3 separate regions of the Mus musculus genome follow, and regions 1 and 3 are each linked to region 2. A link is a contact called in ENCODE Hi-C or POLR2A ChIA-PET data. All regions are on one chromosome and are shown on one strand. Each heading gives the region's core, a stretch centred on a gene start or an enhancer-like site at or near the end of the contact. The rest is flanking DNA. Distances are from core to core; before and after follow the strand shown. Region 1 holds the start of Capn2 (calpain 2). Region 2 holds the start of Trp53bp2 (transformation related protein 53 binding protein 2). Region 3 overlaps Capn2 (calpain 2).

Region 1 (4,207 bases), core at 1,375-3,874, 110 kb after region 2:
ATGATAAAAAGTAAGTCGTAAAACAGTATGCAAATGTGAGGAATGTGTTCTCTGGTATGTGAATAGTCTCCCCGGCCAGGATGTCATCTGAGGCTCACAATGACTGTTCGTTCATTCATTCATTCATTCATTCATTCTTTAAACAGTCAGTGGTTTGTTGTGGATGTCTCAATGCCTGGGCTAGAGTAAGCACTCCCTAAATGCTGGTGAATGAGTGAATGAGTGAATGAATGAATGAATGAATGGATATTGAGAAGGGATGCTACTCCAGCAAGACACTGAGAGCACATGGCAAATAACACAGAACAGCTCAGCGAGAAAACATGTGACTGCGTGTGTTCATGGTGACAACCCCAGGGCAGGAATGTGCACAGGGCAGAGAGCAGCAGGGTGAGGAACAACTCTCGAAGGAGGAGACTTTGAAAGAATGTAAATGAGCCAGACTTGGGGCAAGAGCATGCCTGGGAGATGAGGAGGGTAAGAGAGAAGAGCGGGGTGTCTCCAGGAAACCGAAGCAGCCGCAGCAGCTGCACCAAGTGTGGTAGACAAGAGAGAAAACAGAGTGGCCTCATTGGTCTTATTTTTATCTTCATTTAATGTTGAGACACAGTCTTACTGTGTAGCTCAGGCTAGCCTAGAACTTACTAAACAGCCAAAGCTACAAAGTGTCTTGAGGGCTTCAATCAAGGGTGTGTACCACCATGCCCGGCTGAGGTGAGGAAGGGAGAGCCAGTGATTCACCCTGGGTACCCAGGTGCTCTGAATCCTGTTCCACAGAGACTTCTCTAGTCTTCCTTGCCACTTATCTTCAAATTTGAGTCAAGTTCTCATGTGGTCCAAGCTGGCCTCAAATGAACTCACTGTATAGCCAAGGCCAGCCTCCATCTTCTTCTGTTGTTATTAGTATTTATTTTGTGTGTGTGCACATTCGTGCCTGTGAGATTCTGCACGTGTGCGCCACAGTGTGCATATGAAGGTCAGAGAAAAATTTTGGGGGAGTTGGTTCTCTTTTTCCAGGTGGGTTCTGCAACAGAACTAAGGTCATTAGAAATGACCACCAAAGCCCTTACTCAATGAGCCATCTTTGTGGCCCCAGGCTTTGAATCTCTCATCCTCCCATCTCCACCTCCTGAGTCCTGGAATGGCAGGCATATATTAGCATGCACCTGATTTTATATGGTGCTTGGGATAGAACCCAGGGCTTCATGCATGCTAAGTAAAGACTACCAACTGAGCTATACCCCCGCTAGTCTCTGGTACTTTCAGACTAGACTCAGTAACAAAAGCAGCCTGGGGGAACCAAGAGGATAGAAGCAGGGTATGAATGTCCATTGTCCTAACAGGAATCTAGAAGTTTAGACTTCCTCTCAGTTCCTGGGAAAAGTCAAGTGAGGGTCCCATGGGCATCCACTGGCGATTGAAACCACAAGGGAACGGGAAGGGCTTAAGGGCAGAGACTCTGAGGGTTAGGACAGGAGTATCTAGGAGTTGAGCAGAGGTTTCCGGGTGAGGACTCTAGGTCAGCAAAATAATGAGTAACAGAATCATTGGAGCCCATCGATTCTTTAAGCTACCCTTCAGTTCTTTAAGTTAAAGAGTCCTCTAACTGCACTTTGAGAGCCAGACAAAACCCACGCTGGATAAATACATGTACTTGCATTTACAAGTGCCACATGTACTTGTGACCACCTTTGTCAGCCAGAGCCAGGCTGTGCCCACCCCTTGCCCCCACCCACCCAGCAGTCCCGAGTCTTCTATCCTACTCTGATATCCCCACCCCCACCCCTACTGCCGAGCAGTGTCTCCACCCTCACTCAGATCACCACTAGAGTCCAGTAAAAGTTTCACCCCAGCGGCCCTGTGTCCCTGCGGCTTTGTGAAGCCGAAGGCAGCCTCCAGGGCGTGTCCACTAATGGGATTTGGGGTCCTGTCCTGCGAAGCGCTCTGCGCGCAGCTTGGGGCAGGTCCACTGGCTGGGCCTCAGTCTGCATAGGGAGTCCCCTTAGCAGCAATCGCGGAGCACTACTAAGCAGGGACTACCGAGCCGGGGAGCCAGGGACTTGCAGCCTCCCGGAACCCCGAGTGCCCTTCCAGGCCCTGCCGGCCCTGCCTGTTCCCCTCGCGCTTCCTACCGTGGGCCGCTTCCATTCGATGCCCCGAGTTTTGCTGGAGTAGGGCCCCAACTCCTTATAGCCCAAGGATGACGGCAGGGCGGGGAAGGAAGGATCCTGGAAGAGCGCCCCGGCCTCCAGGCACTCGTTCCGCAGCGTCTCGTAGTCCTGGTTGAGGTACTTGATGGCTCTCTCATGCGACCCCAGCCCCTCGGCCGCTTCGCGGTCCTTGGCCAGCTTTATCGCGATGCCCGCCATGGTAGCGATCCGGTTGGCGCACTGCACGGAGAAAGGGGTCGCGGAGAGGCGGGGCACGGCACTCGGCTGGGGCGCGGCCGGGCCCGGGGCGCTGCAGCGGACTGCGGGAGCCGCTGCTGCGGGGATGATTCACCGGCGGGAAGCGCCTGGGCCGTGCGCGGGGTGTGGCCTCCGCCTCCCCAGGCCTGCTCGGCGCCGGGCTCCGGACGCGGCTCGCCGGCGACCTGCACAGTGCCAGCCCGACCGTGAGGACTACGGGGCCGATGCTGCCACCTTCGGACGGCTCTCGGGATGGCGCGGCCCGGTGGGGAGGGCGAGCGGGGGGTGTTGGGGGGACGACAATCGCAAGTTGGGGAGCGAAGTTGTCAAACCCCAGCCATTGGGGAGTAAGGCTGGGCGAAACTCAGCAATGACTGTCCAGAAAACATCGGATGAGTCAGGAGCGGATGAGGGAGGGAGCGCGGCGACTAAGCCAGTTGCCACTCATTGGGCTCAGGATCGAAAGAGAGCTCTGCAGGCTCTGGGCACACATGTTACCTACCACCCCCAAATTTGTGAGAAATGGCTACTGGTGTGTCCATCTTACAGATGAGAAACTGAGCTCCAAAGAAGTTCAAAGATGTAACCCCTACAAATTAAAGCAAGACAGGAATTTTAGGGTCCCAGGGCCTCTGCAGTTACTTATTTGTGCATAAGTAGGGCTGTACAATTTGACAAAAACAAAAAACAAAAAAACAAAAAAACAAAACAAAACAATCCATGCTTGTTAAATCTAAATTTCAAGAAAAGGGGCTGGGGGATTGTGTGGTTTTAGCATACGTAGCCCTCAAATATCACCCGAGGCAAACCTGTGTTAGAATAATAATGTGATGCTTATCTAAAACTCAGATTTACCTGGGATGATTTATTGAGTTGCTGCTGGGACACCATTTAGAACAGAGCCCCTGTTGGTGGCCTGTACCACCGCTCTGTCCAATGAAAGTTTTCGCTGCCACTCACACACACAGAACTGGGCGGGCTTGTGCTATGAATGGTTTAAAGCACGGGTTCTCAACTGGAAGCAACCCGCACGCACCAATGTGACCCTAAAGGTTTTTGACCCTAACTGCAGACTTTCCTCATATTGTCACAACTGGGACAAAGGAGGCTCCTGGCCTCTACTGGGTGGAAGCCAGGTGCTACTAAAGGATGGTCGGGCGGAGGGCATCCCTCTACAGAGAGAACAGGAAGAAAAGTGCAGTCTGAAAGATCTCTGTGCCAGGCTGAGAAACCCTGGTTTGAACCTCATCTTGGTTCAGCATTGATGGTTTCTGAGATAGTTTGTAACTCTGTCAGTTGCAGGAAATTGTAGCAACTTGAAATATCAGTGATATGCAAATGACTGTTCCTGGAAGAATCAAAGTGTCTGTCTCCCTGTGGCAAAGCCAGGGCTTGTCTGTTGATACTGCTACCTCACTATTCTCTCCTGGGCATGGCAGGTGTCTGGGATCTTCCCCCACTTCCCTTTTGAATCCTGAGCCCAGAAAAAATCAGGGTGGGGCCAAAGGAAATCAGATGGTGGGAAAAAATGAACAGCTTCCGGAAAAGAGCCATGAAGCTTAGAAACCACCATGCTGCAAACAAATGCTGGCTGTCGAGCATGGTAGCCCATGTCTTTAAATCCCAACACTTAACATGAAGTGCCTGACGGGCCGCGCCCAGAAGGTTCTACCCAGCAGTAAGCTGGATACATACATGCTAAGGGGAGGCAGGGATGGGGGCAGATCTCCATGAATTCCAGGCCAGCCTGGTCTGCACGGAGTGTTCCAGGCTAGCTAGGGCTATACAACAAGACCCTG
Region 2 (4,531 bases), core at 709-3,208:
TAGGAATTCTTTTACTGAGCTGGGCAGTGATGGTGCACACCTTTAATCCTAGCTCTTAGAAGGCAGAAGCAGGTGGATCTCTGTAAGTTTGAGGACAGCCTGGTCTATGAGTTCCAGGACAGCTAAGGCTACACTGAGTGACATTACCTAGAAAAACTAAACCAATCAACCAACCAACCAAAAACCAAACAACAACACAAAAAGAGTTTTTTTTTTTTTTTTTTTTTCTTGTTCTTTTCTTTTTTTCTTCTGGGTGACTGTATGTAGACTGGTTTTATTGTCCATTCAGCTTTGTTTTGTTCATTGATGGATCCACAGTACTTAGAAGACCTACAGTATTTTGATACATTTTACTGAGTAAGTCAAGGTGTGGACTTCCTTTACTTAACCCAGGGTAATTCTAGTTGTATCAGTTTTAATTTCATGTTTAGATAGAGTAGCTGGGATGATAGAGTAGCTGGGATGATGTTAACTGGGAGTTGGATGATTCTTTTTTTTGGGTAAGGGATATGTTAAAATAAAAAAATAATTATTCTTTTATTTGTTGTTTATTTATTTGGAGACAGAGCATGTAGCCCAGGCTGGCCTCAGACTCTTGATACGTCCTGCCTCAGCCTTCTAGTGCTGGGACGACAAACAATAAGTGCTCATTCTTTCTGTTGTGCTTTGTATTAAAACCAGGAGTTTATTCATGTTAAACACTCTATCACTAAACTATGTCTGACTCCAGGGACCCCCCCCCCCCCGTTTACATTTTGAGACCTATTCTGCTAAAGCTGCCCTGGGAACCCTTAAATTTGGGATTTTCCTGCCTCAGCATTCTGAGTACCTGGGGATATAGATCTGTGCCACACACAGGTCAATTTATATTTAATTTTTATAAAAGTGTCATTTGAGGTAAGGTCTTACTCTTTCAGCTCAGGCTGGCCTGGAACTCACTGCAATTCTCCTGGCTCAGCCTCCCAAGCGCTGAGATTACTAGTGCACGCTACCACATTCAGCTGGCTCCATTCTTGAAGCTGTATACATTCTGGTGCTTCATTTCATTTCGTTTTGGGGACTCTTCTGTCCTCTGATTCCAAATGAGCTTGCACGGGTTACTTGACGTGAAATGAGCTTCGTGGAGTTAGTGTTCCTGAAGCCTATGTCTCTCTGGATAATGGACTCGACTATCTGCCTCCCTATCAAAGCGAACTACTGCCAATTTCCCAGCGTGAGCTTCGACGGCTCCAAAAAATGGTCCTTGTGTTAAAAGTGTTTACAGGTCGTGATGAGCTGAAGAGCGCCCCAGAAAGCTGTTTTTACCCATTTTCAAATCCTTTGAGCGTGCTGTTCAAAACACAGGGAACCCCCCCACTTCTCAACACTGAAGGGCTTTTCCCTTCTTACATTATAGAAGTAACAGGCCATTCAGAGGGGGGTCTTGGACATCGCCTGAGGGATGAGGACAAATCCGAGAGCGCCTTCTGTCAGGAACGTGCTCCGGCCCGGCGGACTCGCAGGTCTCCATCTTGTGGGGCGCTCGGATCCCTCAGGGCGCCCTGAGTCAGGTGTGTGAGGCGGCGCCGCCCAGGCCCCTCGGCGTCCGGCGCCTTGTGGCTGGTTCATGGTTCCTAAGGCAAAGGGCTCAACTCTCTTGAGCAACTCGGAACCGCCAAGGAGGTGAGGGACACAGCCCTGGGCTCCATCCCCGCGTTTTACGATTATTGTTCTCCTGCGGCGCCGCCCTCCCGTGCCTTGGCTCCGCCTGGAGGCGCGTTCAGGAGCAGCTCCGCCGCCTGCATCTTCCTCCCTCGGAGCAAAGGTTCCCGCCCCCTCTGGCACCGCCCCCAGCATCTGCGCATGCGCCTTCGCCGCCCGGTTGGCGCTCCGCTCCCCCTTACCTCAAGCCTTGGGGCGCGCCGCGGGCGGGGCTTCGTGGGGGGCGGGGCCAGCGCGCCTCGGTGGGGGCCCGGCCGGGATTAGTTGGTTTCGGCGAGAAGGAGGAGGAGGAGGTGGGAGTCGCGAGCGCCGAGACAAAGCCGCGTCCCGGAGACGGGCGAGGGGATTGGGCCCCGGACTCGGTGGCGTCCCGGTCCGCTGAGGGGACTCCAGCGCCGCTGCCTCGCAACAGGTCGGCCGCCGGGCGCGCGGCCTCGTTCTCGCTTGGCTTCCCCGGGCCCGCGACCCTCGGGTCACTTCTGCTCGGCCAGGCCGCCGCCAGACCCCCGCTTCCATGCGGTTCGGGTCCAAAATGATGCCGGTAAGCGGGTGGGCGTGCTGGGGCCCGGAAGTGTACAGGGCGGGGGGGCCGGGTCAGCGGAGCCGGTGGAGCTTCGGGCTTCGAGGCTCTGAGGCTCCGTCCCTCTGGGTCCCCGCGACGGTCGCGATGCTGCCCCGCAGGCAGTGCGGCAGCCCGGGCCGCTGCTCCAAACTTTGCTTCTCGGATGAGACCTTTGGGGAAGCTTGTTTTGAAGGTCAAGAGCCGGGGAACCTTGTTCTTAGCCTATTTCTTTGAATTGTTTTGAGGCTTTTTACTGAAGTGAAGCATAGCGCTTGAAAAGGCTTGCCTTTCTTTTTCTTTCTGCCAGTTTTTTTTTTTTTTAACTTGAATTTCGATCTGATGTTGGTGATAGCAGCCATGTCACCCTATCTATCTCTTTGTGGAAACAGGTTTTAGTAAATGCAGCCTTGAAAGTTTTAGTTCAGAGGAAAACTTCAGTGCCCCGCTCCCCCAGCTTTTTTTCTGCAAGACCTCTAAGAAAGATGAGTGAATTCTTTTGGCATCTGACTTGGCCAGCGTCACAGGTGACTTGCAGGTTGAATGGAGGTGTTTCTGAAAAGCCCCCTTAGCAAGCACAAGATCTGACTGGTTATGGTGGCTCCTGCAGCCGTGTATTTATTTCCTCGTGGGTGTTGTATTTGTTCTCCTCTCAAGCAGGATTAATCGCAGTCAACCTAAGTCCTTTTTTAAAAAATAATTTTTATATATTCTTTGAAAGGTCACGTATTTTAGCCATATCCATCCCTAAACCCCTCATCAACTCACGTTCTTATCGCATCACTTGTTTAAGAAAACAAAACGATAAAAACTTAAAACAACTTAATTTTTTTGCTTTTATAAAATCCAAGAAAGAGTGTTAAAATTTGTGTTTCAATGTTCTATTTTGTTTTGGTTTTTTTGTAATTACACGTGCAGAATATACTATACTGTCTCTTTGCCCCTTTGCGTTGTGGAGGGTGTTCCTAAATTTTTCTAGGTTGGACACATATATAATATTTTGGTTATTAGGTTATTAGGTGGCTTGGGATGGTTACAATTGCTAAGAGTCAAGAAATTTGGAATTACTAGCATTTTGTAACTAATGGTTTAGTCTCATTTATTAAGTTAGGGCTGTGATGTGAATATCTTAAAACGCATACCTTGGTTATGATAGACTGTTTTGTTAACTTTTTTATTCCTGTGTTTTTATCTCACTGTTGTGAAAAAACCTTTGCAGCTTGCCATCAGCTTCCCCTGAACAGAGAAAGGAAAAGAATAGGTGGTTTTAATTGCAGGATGATTTCTTCCTGAAAGATCAGTTTAAATCAAGGTATCCTTTGTTTTTTTTTTTTTTTTTTTTTTTGTTTTATGTAGGGGTGTTTTTCTCCAAACCACATAGCAGATGATCAGAATTCTTGTAAAAAGTTATTGAATCTTGGGACTAAAGTCACTTCAGCAAGTCTGGTGGCTTTGACTGCTTTCCTGGTGTCAGAGTAGACTTACTAGGAAAGGTGTAGTGTGCATGCTATTCTAGCTTTGAAATTTGATGCGCTTTGGAATTTTGCACAGCATTAGTGATCCCAGATGTTTAAGAAAAATCTGTCTCTCATCTTCATCATCTGTATCTTGGGGGTGATACAATGCCAATTCTCAGGGTGCTTTGGAAGATTGGAGTCACTGTTTATGAAGGAAGGGGTTAATACGATGCCTGGCTTGGAATAGTTGCTAGAAAACACCCTGAATTAGCAACAGTGATTAAACATGAGATTCTTAGTCTGTGATAGATAAAAATATGATACATTTTCATTTAGCATCCTTGTGTTCTTTTTACAAGAGATTTATTTTATGTATGCCTGTTTACCATGTGTGTGCCTGGTGCCCACAGAGATCAGAAGAGGTCATCAGATCCCCTGAAAAATAAGTTATGAATGGTCTTGAGTGGCTAGGTACGTGTTGGGAATTGAACCTGGGACCTCTGTAAGAAGGAATAACAAATTCTCTTAATGATTAAGCCATCTTTCCAGCACCCAAGCCTTAGTTTTATATGCCTTTATACTTGTGTTATTAGGGTACTTGAAAATAAAACTTCTGTGTGTGTGTGGTACTTGGGATCCAACCAGGATCTTGTATACATGCTAGACAAGCACTTCATCACTAAGCTACTAAGCCCGTAAAAGTACATTTCGGTTCTTTGAGAGAGGGTCTTGCTGTGTATGTAGTATCTGGCTGGTGTGGTACCTACTCTGCAGCCCAGGCTGTTCTTTAGCTCACAGCTGTCCTCCTGCAGCA
Region 3 (4,541 bases), core at 954-3,453, 83 kb after region 2:
AACAATAATTTAAGAGTGTAAAATAGGAAGTTCTGAGTTTGGGTTTTGTTTTTAAAGCTGATCCAGAGAGTAAAAGAACGCCTGCAGCTGCCTCGGTGACCAGCAGAGGGCAGCGCGCGCCAGGCAGCTGCCGCCCTGGAGGCCCCACCCCGGACAGCCACGTGCTAGCAGGGGGCGTACCTCCTCGGCTCCGGTGACAGAGTACGCATGTCCTTTCACCAACTTCTGGTACGTAACGGCCTCAGAATCTGCAGCGCTGGTGATCTGCAAACACAAGGACAGTAGGTGGCAGCTGCTCCATCCCGGATACAAATGGCCCAGAAAGATGCACATGGCACCCGGGCCTAGTCTGGAAAACTCTGCGCATCCATCCTGCCACCTGGAGGAGCAACTTTTAGTTGCTGATCACCAGGGAGCAAGTTGGCGCATGCCCCCCCTCCCCCCAGATGAGTCACCTTCTAGACAAGGGTCTGTGGGAGGCCTAATGACAGACACCCAAGTGGCAACTGTAGCCAAGATGCTGTGATTCTGCAACCCCTACTCCGCCCAACTAAGTTGCACTGACAGCGACTTTTTAACTTCAGAATCCATGTATTGGGTTGCCAACTCCTTAAAGGCCCTCCTTTCCCATCCTTTGGGCACAGCTTGGGGAAACTCCTGGGGCCTGGACCAGCCTCACTTTCCATCTCCCTGGTGAGGTTTGTTTGCCTGCAAAGCTATTTTGAAGAAGCAGATCCTTCTGGTACTCCCTGGCGTCTTCTCCAGGACCCACCAGCACTGGGACAGAGTGAGGAGAGGTTGCAGGGCTGCTCAAACAACCCTGCAGGTGCCGGACAAGGTGTCAAGACCAGCAGAAGGGGGGTGGGGGGCTTTTTGTGACCTGCGGTCTGTGAGTGGAGTGATACAACACAGTTAGAATGGAAAGTGGGATGGGGATGAAGGTCTGGTGGCACTGTTACTGTATCAATGGCGCCCCTAGAGGACTATTGCCTGGTGACCCTGGGCAAGGGATGCACCCATGCCTTAAGGAGCTTCTGGGTGGCGGCGGACTTGAGTGCTTGCGGAGGGTGATGGAGACTTACATCGATAGAGCAGCCAAGCAGAGAACCTTTCTCCAAAGCCTTCTGGATGATCTTGAACAAGTTGGGAGGAGGCTTCCTCAGCTCATACCACTCAGCAATGCCTCCTGTGAAGTCTTCAAAGCCTTCCGTGGTGGCACCCCCTGAGAGTGCTTCATAGCACCCATTGATCCTGAAGGGGGAATTCATGCTGCAACAGGGAGCCTTCATCCCTGAAAATGCCTCCCCACTCCAACTTAGATCCCCACTTGGGAGCTCATGGGGTCCTCTGCTTTTATCTTCCTTGTCTTTGTCTCCAACTCGGGGTGCCCAGGAAGGCAAGGAGCGATCCCTCTAGTTATTTTCCTCTGTGGCTACAACATGCTTTAGAATTTGTACCAAACCAGGAAGGGTTTAGTGATGTTCTGGGATGACTTAATGCTGCTCTGATCCAGCCTCTGGCGTTGACTCTAGCCCTGACACAGAGGTTGGCTGGAGACACTTCAGAAATGAACCCAGTTTCCCAAAAAGCACACAGCAGGTTCCTGTGGTCATGCCCTGAGCTCTATGCCCCAAGTTCTCTTGGTTAAGAACATGAAGCCCCCCTGCCCCAGTGTCTGGCCTGGGGTTGTAGAGATCCTAAACCCACTAGCTCCATCTTAATGCAGTGAGTGCATCAGCACCAGCACCAGCACCAGCACCAGCACCAGCACCAGCACCTGAGGCTCCCGCTGCAGAGGGCTGACATCCGGGGTGGACCCAGCACAACTTTGGGCCAGCTGGGTGATACACAGCTAGGATTAGAACCAAGAAGCCATTCTTACCAGCCACCTGATTTATTCTGGGTGAGTTTCTACAGTTTTTCTACCCCTGCAATGGGTAGCTTTGCCCACTGGCAGAAGCTTTTGGTCTTTTCAGCTAAGAGGCAATGGGGGCCCACCAGAGAAGCAGAGTTCTTTCTCAAGGCCAGAGCAGACAGCCCCAGAATGTCCCAGTTCACTTGCTCAGAAAGAGCAATGACTGTCCTGTACCAGTACATCATGTGAACAGCCACCATACCCATATTACCTCCTTGAATTAAGAGCCAAATTTGGGCCAAAGTCATCCTTTTATAGAACAGAATGTCTATTCAAAACAGTCCCCGAAATAGCTCCCGCTGTTTTGGAGTCCAGGGCAGCAGAGGCAAGATGGGGTGTTGGGGAAGGGCGTGGTTACTTACTTGGCATAGGCTTTCTCCAGAAGGGCACTCCAGAACTCACTCCCTTCAGCTGAATGCACAAAGAGCAGCTCCCCGTCCTTAGTGGGCAGCCTGTCGTCCACCACCACCTCCACCCACTCGCCATATTGCCAGAACTGCAAGGCAAGAGGGACAAGATAGGGTGACACTGGGACTCTGAGCCTTGGCCTCATCCGGTTCTCCCCAGCCCAGCCCCTTGCTGTGGGTTCCTATGATGCTCTTCGGTGTCCTATGTTAAGTGTGCCCCTCACCAAGCAAGAAGCCAGCGGAGCTCATCTGTGTCTCCAAAGCCGCATGCACTTCTTTAAAAAAATATCATCTCTCACTTGCTATCATAAAAAGATTTTTAACCTTTTATCTCAACCCTCAAATAATAAACATAAAAAAAAACCCTAGGGGATTACTTCCTGAACATATTACTTCCTGTACACCATGATCTACCTCCGTGGACCACCTCCATCCCAACTCCACGCCGTTCGGATGGGATCCCACATGATGATCAAGTTGGGAAAATCTTGTCTCTCTCTTCCAGCATCCTTTGCAGAACAGAACTGATCTCCAGAGCTTTCAAACTACCAGAGACTGGGGAGTGTAGGAGCAAGCCAAGCCCAGAGGCATCTGCTGAGCCCCTGAGCCAGGGCAAGGAAGTGCCTCAGCCAAGTATAAAGTTACCTGGAAGTGGAAGATGCCTGCATAGTTTTCCTGGAAGCTCTGATCTGGAGGCACAACCCGAGCCAGGATTTCCTCATTCAAGGTGAGGGAGGCGATGGCAGCCAGCAGCCAGCAGTCCCCTGAGAACACAAAGCCACACAGAGCTCTGGTCAGGTCTTAGTTCCCAGAGGATGTGAAGTCTTGTTCCTGCAGCTGGGTGCTTGGAACCCAACGTTACCCTGGAGTAGATGGAGTGGTGTTTCAGACAGTCCCTCAACTAAGGGACAGGTCACCCGGTCTGATGGATATTTTTATGGACACGCTACAGGAGAAATGCCGTGTTGGGTGGATGGCTGCATACAAGAGAGGTTCGTTCTCTGAGAAACTCAGAACTCTCGTGGCGGCTCAACTGTGTCCTTGGAGCCCAGCTCTGTGCCTGATACACAGGAGCTATGCCCGTCTATGGACGGACTGAACTTGACGGGCAACAGAGGCTTCAATGAAAAGAGGTTTTCTAGCGGAGTTTGAATGAGAGGAAGAAAATACAGCAATAGACGGGGAGGAGCTGAACACAAGGAAGGAGATGCCGGGGCACAGGGGGCGGGGGTGGAATCCAGGGGAAGGGAGGAAGGCAGTGCGATCACAGGAGTGTACAACAAAGGCAGACAGAACAGCCATGAGCTGATCTGCATGAGCTCCAGCTGACTGAGGTTTCCCTGGGGTAGAGGCAGAGCTCACTTCTGGGATGTGGTCAGGGAAGGGACTGGGCGGGGACAGGGACAGGGACAACCAGATGAGGCTCTCTGATCCTCAGGCCAGGTCTTTGTGAAGGAAGATGTATGTCTAAAGCATGCAGTCCCCATTGGTGCCCACAGCAGGAGCTTCGTGTAGGACGCACCATGGTCATCCTGCAGTTACAAATAACCTGGTCCAGCACCGGCTCCAGGCACTTTGCAGACTGGGACTTGTTGAGCACAAAAACAAAAGAACAAAACCCAAAACCAACAATAAAGGGGAACTAGAGAGATGGCTCAGCGGTTAAGAGCACTGACTGTTCTTCCAAAGGTCCAGAGTTCAAATCCCAGCAACCACATGGTGGCTCACAACCATCTGTAATGAGATCTGACACCTTCTTCTGGTGCTGCCTGAAGACAGCTACAGTGTACTTAGATATAATAATAAATAAATCTTTAGGCCAGGGCCAGCCTGAGTGAACTGGGTCGATCAGAGTGAGCAGAGGTCCTGAATTCAAAATTCCCAGCAACCACATGATGGCTCACAGCTACAGTGTACTCATATACATAAAGTAAATAAATAAATCTTTTTTTTTAATGGGGGGGGGGCAAACTGGGAAGAGAATGAAGATGTTTACTACAGCAACAGTTGCCATGGTAACCACATAACCACAGGGACTAGCTTGGTTAATTAGAATACTTGTGCCCTTTATGGAGTTCTGAATTCTGGTGGCTACTGGGCAAATCCTGCTGGAGCCTGAGAGAGGCGATCCCTCTGACAGGACGGCACTCAGATCTTCGGGTTGTGCTGTGTGACAAATGGTGGCAGTGGGTGGTATGTGGATACAGAGACCCCCTAAT

The links. A loop is a pair of places that touch in the nucleus more often than their neighbours do. ChIA-PET counts read pairs that join two places held with the same protein, here RNA polymerase II (POLR2A).
Region 1: a map of gastrocnemius shows a loop between it and region 2 (1.9-fold over the local background). The contact joins the promoter of Capn2 here to the promoter of Trp53bp2 in region 2. A Hi-C loop is called at or near these places in 1 of 37 maps with a recorded cell type or tissue (gastrocnemius). POLR2A ChIA-PET finds 5 or more read pairs at or near these places in 1 of 5 experiments (Patski).
Region 3: a map of left cerebral cortex shows a loop between it and region 2 (4-fold over the local background). The contact joins the enhancer-like site here to the promoter of Trp53bp2 in region 2. A Hi-C loop is called at or near these places in 1 of 37 maps with a recorded cell type or tissue (left cerebral cortex). POLR2A ChIA-PET finds 5 or more read pairs at or near these places in 1 of 5 experiments (Patski).

Annotation. Positions count from the first base shown.
Region 1 is chr1:182,514,986-182,519,192 of GRCm38, forward strand. It overlaps Capn2 (calpain 2), which reads right to left and starts at 2,625. Exons shown (of 21, transcript NM_009794.4): 1 at 2,133-2,625. The coding sequence starts at 2,369.
Region 2 is chr1:182,407,209-182,411,739 of GRCm38, forward strand. Trp53bp2 (transformation related protein 53 binding protein 2) reads left to right here and starts at 1,959. Exons shown (of 18, transcript NM_173378.2): 1 at 1,959-2,242. The coding sequence starts at 2,216.
Region 3 is chr1:182,489,785-182,494,325 of GRCm38, forward strand. It overlaps Capn2 (calpain 2), which reads right to left. Exons shown (of 21, transcript NM_009794.4): 3 at 2,968-3,086; 4 at 2,278-2,411; 5 at 1,083-1,251; 6 at 181-264. It overlaps LOC108167751 (a long non-coding RNA gene), which reads left to right. Exons shown (of 2, transcript XR_003948412.1): 2 at 58-4,541. Among named protein-coding and RNA genes, the nearest start is that of Capn2, 26 kb to the right of the region's middle. Within about 2 kb of position 2,204, at least 1 of the 3 ENCODE cell types and tissues checked has a DNase peak (open chromatin) inside an H3K27ac peak, as active enhancers do; it is left cerebral cortex, where a contact is called at or near this core.